Linked DNA regions of Homo sapiens: region 1 is linked to region 2. Evidence: chromatin loops called from intact Hi-C (ENCODE). Cell type or tissue: endothelial cell of umbilical vein. All regions are shown on one strand. Each heading gives the region's core, and the rest is flanking DNA. Links, peaks and the distances in the headings are about the cores only. Region 1 has its middle 18 kb from the start of AK3. Region 2 has its middle 36 kb from the start of RLN2.

What was found. Hi-C counts contacts between places; a loop is a spot of excess contacts. Peaks named below come from ENCODE experiments on the same cell type or tissue, not always from the same donor. Only the 100,000 strongest peaks of a DNase experiment are listed, where the experiment ranks them.
Region 1: it touches region 2 in a loop (2.8-fold over the local background); 11 of 110 quality-filtered maps call a loop at or near these places.

Annotation. Positions count from the first base shown.
Region 1 is chr9:4,758,204-4,761,121 of GRCh38, reverse strand. No RefSeq gene overlaps it. Among named protein-coding and RNA genes, the nearest start is that of AK3, 18 kb to the right of the region's middle. In endothelial cell of umbilical vein, for the core only: a CTCF peak has its summit at 1,629 (motif pointing left); a DNase peak (open chromatin) is centred at 1,611.
Region 2 is chr9:5,267,708-5,270,625 of GRCh38, reverse strand. No RefSeq gene overlaps it. Among named protein-coding and RNA genes, the nearest start is that of RLN2, 36 kb to the left of the region's middle. RefSeq lists an enhancer at 1,008-1,543. In endothelial cell of umbilical vein, for the core only: no CTCF peak of the experiment used is centred there; a DNase peak (open chromatin) is centred at 1,185; H3K27ac peaks cover 2,434 bases.

The DNA of each region.
Region 1 (2,918 bases), core at 308-2,807, 510 kb after region 2:
CAAGCTATCTTTCTCCCCAAAGATCCAGGGAATGCAGAAATTTTAAGCAGGAGAATGACTTGAGAAGATCTGCATTTTTGGAAGATCTCTCTTGGCAGCAATGCTGAGGGTGCAGGACATCCGGCTTGGGTGATCAGATGTCATTTTCTAAGAGTATACAGAGGGAGGGACAGGGTTGGGGGCAGTGGGTCAAGGAAGAGTAAAAGGGACACAAAAGGGAGCCTGGGCACGGTGGCTCACCCCTAATCCCAGCTACTTGGGAGGCTGAGGCAGGAGAATCGCTTGAACCCAGGAGGTGGAGGTTGCAGTGAGCTGAGATTGCACCACTGCACTCCAGCCTGGGCAACAGGGTGAGACCGTGTCTCAAAAAAAGAAAAAACAAGAGACACAAAGGGAAAGAGGAGGCCAGGCATGGTGGCTCATGTCACAGGAGGAAGAAGTTCAAGAGATCCATGGAGACTGTAGTTAGTAACAATGTATTGTATACTAGAAAATTGCTAAGAGAGTGGATTTTAAGTGTTCTCACCACACACAAAAAGAAATGTGAGGTAATGTATATGTTAATTAGATTGATTTTGCCATTCCACAATGTGGACGTATATCAAATATCATGTGGGACACCATAAATATATACAATTTTTATTTGTCAGTTAAAAAATTTTGAAAGAGCAATCATTTTAGAGTTTTCCCAGCTTGTAGCCATGAGGGGTTACATGGGTGTCTTTATGTCCACAAGAAGAGCGGCACTGAGTAGGCAAAAGGACAGGTGCCCAACCCACAGCTTCTGCTTATTCCCTTCCTTCCCCTTGACCAAGCTGAACTTACAGCCTGACCACAGAATGACCCAACAAAGCTAAATTTAATTGTGTTTGGAACCTAGGAGCAGACTCAATTTGATTTCTAAACCTCCCGAGAGAAGCAGTGTACCCAAGGCCATCTATCGTGTGGCATGGATAAGGGAGTCTGTCTTCTCTCCTTTTGTCAGGGAGTTCTGGGGTCTGTGTTCATTTCCCAGTTGTCCTTGACAACCCTGTTTTATGCTGGACAGCAGAGTGGGAAAAGCACTGGTCAGGAACCAAACGAATTACCGAATTGTCTGACACTGTCGCTTAAGCTGGCTGTCTCTGTTTTCTGTCTGTAGAACAGGGATAATAGAGCCTGCCCTTAATCATTGCGTGGTTGGTCTAAAGGGTGAAATGAGACAGTGCTCTCGAAACTGTGAAATGTGCCAGGAGCGATGGCTCACGCCTGTAATCCCAGCACTTTGGGAGGTGGTGGTGAGTGGATCACTTGAGGTCAGGAGTTCGAGACCAGCCTGGCCAACATGTTGAAACCCCGTCCCTACTAAAAACACAATAATTAGCCAGGTGTGGTGGCCTGCACCTGTTATCCCAGCTACTTGGGAGGCTAAGGCAGTGAGCCGACATCGCGCCACTGCACTACAGCCTGCGTGACAGAGACTCCGTCTCAAAAAAAAAAAAAGAAAAGAAAAGAAGAAAAGAAAAAAGAAAAAAAATAAACACTGTAAAACGAATATAAGATAGGCCCTACAACTAGGAGCTGCGTTACCGGAGTTAGGTCGGGAGAAATAATGCAGGAATGGCGCCCCCTTCTGTGCGGCGCAGGAACTGCAACACACGCTGGCGGCAGCCTTCATCCCTGGTGGGGTCCGAGCCTCAGGCATCTCAGGGAGGGGACCTTGAGGGGAGGGTGGCATAGAACCAGAGGGAAGTCATAAAACTGGGCCTGGCATCTTCACAGCAGCTTAGAATTCTCAACCATGACCTTCTATGCCCACTTCGGGACTCCATTAGTCACAGTGGGTCTTTCCTGCAGGAGACTCCAGCCAAGATATTTAGGCCAGATGATTTTTTTTTTTTTGAGTTTCGCTCTTGTTGCCCAGGCTGGAGTGCAATGGCACGATCTCGGCTCACTACAACCTCCACCTCCTGGGTTCAAGTGATTCTCCTTCCTCAGCATCCCGAGTAGCTGGGATTACAGCTGTCCACCACCACGCCCAACTATTTTTTGTATTTTTTAGTAGAGATGGGGTTTTACCATGTTGGCCAGGCTGGTCTCGAACTCCGACCTCAGGTGATCCACCTGCCTCGGCCTCCCAAAGTGCTGGGATTACAGGCGTGAGCCACCGCGCCCAGCCTAGCTTCTAACAGAGTTTATTACTTTTCTTTTTCTTTTGTTTTCTTTTCTTTTTTTTTTTTCTGGCCAATTGACGCTTCTGTGGACCTAAAAGGAAGAAGCTGAGGCGAAATTAATATAGAGAGTTTATTGGGGTCAAGGTTGAGAACTGCAGCCTGGGACACACTTTCAAGTTGCCTTGGAGAGTGCTCCCAAGAACAAAAAGAGAGCCTCGAATGTTTAAAGAATATAAGACGAATCAGGAGAGGGGGCAATTACAAAATTGATCATTAGGATTTCTCATTGGCTTACAGAAATAACACTGATTAGTGATTGGCTAGACTTTGTTGAACTATAGGGTGTATGGCATTTCATGGCTAATTGGCATCAGTTAGTCTAGAGTCTTCATAGCAAGAGACTTCAAGAGATCATTATTCAGCTCGAGAAGGAGTGAGATGTGACTGCAGTTACATCCCAATGCCTCTCTGGGCCTGATAATGTAAAGGGGTTCATATTTCTCAGATTAAAAATTTATCTTTTATCAGTGACTTGCGCCTGTAATCGCAACACTTTGGGAGGCCAAGGCAGGCAGATTGTTTGAGCTCAGGAGTTTGAGACCAGCCTGGGCAACATGTCAAGACCCCACCGCTACTAAATTAGAAATTAGCTGGGTGTGGTATCAGGCACCTGTGGTCCCAGGTACTGGAGAGACTGAGGTGAGAGGATCACTTGAGCCCAGGAGGTTGAGGCTGCAGTGAGCCATGTTTGCACTGAGCGGGGTG
Region 2 (2,918 bases), core at 135-2,634:
CCTCTAGACCTGTGATGGAGGTGTGGGGGTGCTGCCCTGAATATCTCTGAAGTTCCCTGGAGACATTTTCCCCATAGTTAAGAGATGTGTGACTATATAGATAGATAGAAAGATACCCAGAATTGCGACAGAAAATTATTAGCTAGGAAACATGTAATCTTTATTCATAGATAGAAAACTGGATCTCAAGAAAAGCCAGTTATTTCTGATAAAAGTGAAGACAGAGTATGTTCAAAATAGGTAAACTCAAATGAGTTATCAACTAGCTACTGTATCTCTTAGTACGAGTAAGTACTTTAAAATAAATCCTCCCTGGCTGCCACTTTCATGAGGCAGATGTATATAATGTCATTCTACTTCGTGGTGACCTCTTAAAGAGACCTATACTCATCTATACAGAGATACCATTCAGACAACTATGGATTACTGGAGGGTCCATGGAAAGAAAGGAGCAAGCTATTTTATAAAATGATGACATCTTAAGGAATATGTGAGCTGGAAAGGAGTTCCATAGATAAATTTGATTAGGAAGGCGTATAAAATTTTTGAAGAGTGGCAATTGTGAAATCAGACTGCTTGGTTTATATTCCTACTCAACCACTTAGCTGTGTTACCGTAAGAAATTAGCTTCACCTCACTGTGCCTCAGTCCTCTCATTGGTAAAATGGGGACAATAATATGTACTCTGTGGCATTGTTGTAAGAATTGTTAGATAAATCATGTTAAGCATTTAGCATAATGCTTGACATTTAGCAAAAAAGTATCAAATGTTAGCTTTTATTATTATTATCAATCTTACTGAATTTCTTTCATTAGAGCACATTTGCAAACCATTAGTTTACCTACTGTTGGTGAATCAAAATGTGGATTGCTGAAGGAGATTTGGCAGATTTTCTTACAGTGAGAGGGAGATTGCATATTGGATGGAGTAGGAATGCCTCTTAAGGGCCTGCCAGGTCCCTATCGCCTCTTCAAAGCATGGGAATACAGAAAGATTTGGGTCCCTTCAAGGGAAATTCCATTCATCTAGCTTCCTTTGCAACCAGCAACTGGTGACGTGAATAAATAACCTGCTCAGCAAGAAGGTAATAATAACTTAGACAATCAACCTTGTGTAAATTAGAGTCACAAGATGTTTGGTTTCCTGTATAACCTAGTGGTAACATCTTGACATATATCCTCGAATTTTTTTCAGAATCAAGGACTACCACTGCACGAAAAATGCTGATTGCTGTCACATAGACCTCAAACAGAATGGAACCTCAGACAGACCGGAACCCGAAAGTAGATGAGGAAATTCCAGAAATTCCTCAGCCCTAACTCACTTTAGAGAGCCCCCTTACCTCAGCCTTTAACAATCTTTTGCTTGTAAGCTATCAGGGAGTTTTGGTCTTAAATGTTACCTGCCAGTTCTCCTCGTTTTCTGCTCTGCAATAAATGCCTTTTTGTTTGTTTTTTTTTTTTTTTTAATCTCTCTATAAGCCTAGGAGTGTGTGTTTGCCTTTGCTGTGGCAGTCAAGCTGACCCAAGTTTGGTTTGGTAATGCAAATATTAAAAATTGCTTCAAAATAGTTTAAAAACAGATAGAACAAGTGAAGCAATATTTAAATGCAATATGTCCAAAGCTGTGTTACATATGCTAGTTTGGTGAACCAATATAATAATAATAATAGAAAATGGCGATATTATCCTCTTAGATGTTAACAATGGCTGTTTACATATTAAAGACTTTAAAGACTTGTGTACTTTAAATTTAATCTGGCTTTTCACAACTTCTTAGACTACTGAAACTACTCATGATCAAGGACCTATTAATAGCTACTAAAAGTAGTTACTGTGAAATCCTTTCAATACAGGTGAAATCCTTTCAATAACAGCAAGTTACAAAGGAAAAGTTTAAACATTTGGGCACCAGCAATGGCAGAGTGAGGACTGAGTGTGGGCAGTCAATGAGATTTCAAGTAGGGCCTTGGGAGCAGTGATTGGTCAGCAGCTTGAGGGCAACCAATGGAAAGTACAGAACTAGTCAGGAGTAGGAACTCTCACCTGACAGTCCTCCAGGTCCCAGTACCAGCTTCTCCTGGATATTGAAGATCCTCCATTAAGTTTTCCTGCGGAAGACCTCAAGGCCACTCACAATTGTGTTGTTACATGACCATTTAGGCAGACATTTAATTGAGCTGGCTTTGATCTAAATGGTTAACTGGCTCAGTAGCACCCAGACTCTTAGCAGGTTGGACAAGAACAGACTGAGCTTCCTGGGCCTAGACTCTTTTGCTCTGAACCTTCAGCCTTTTTCTGGGAACTGCTGTTGTCACCTACCAACCTGTGTGTGTGTGCCTATCCTGGGCCTAATGCTGCTCTCTCTTCCTGGCTCAACTGGGCTTTTATAACCTTCAGTCTGTCACTCAACTTGAGTCAGTGGTTCCAGCTCCAGTTCTTTCACCACTTGCCTTCTTAGAATTTTTTACTCAGCTCTTGTTCACCTTCCCAACTCCAGTCTCAAATTCCCCCACATCTTACTACAACAATTCTTAATAATTACCATAGTTCTTTTTACCAAGTTTATTATGCCTATCAAGAGAAAATTATAAGACATACTAAAAGGCAAATACTTAGTTGAAGAGACATAGCACCCATTAGAATTGAACCTGGTGTGACAAGAAATTGGAATTAACAATGGGGAATTTTTAAAAATTTCACCTCCATTTTCTCAGAATGTGAACAACTGGGAATGTGAAGTACCTCTGATTAATATTCTACAGGTGCTAATAAATAAAGTAGACAGCATGCATAACAGATAGGTAATGAAAGCAGAGAGATAGCAGTTCTAAGAAAAAAAACCAGAGTGAAATGCCAGGCATTAAAAACACTATAAAAGAAATGAAGATTGTTTTTGGTGGGCTCACAGTAGACTG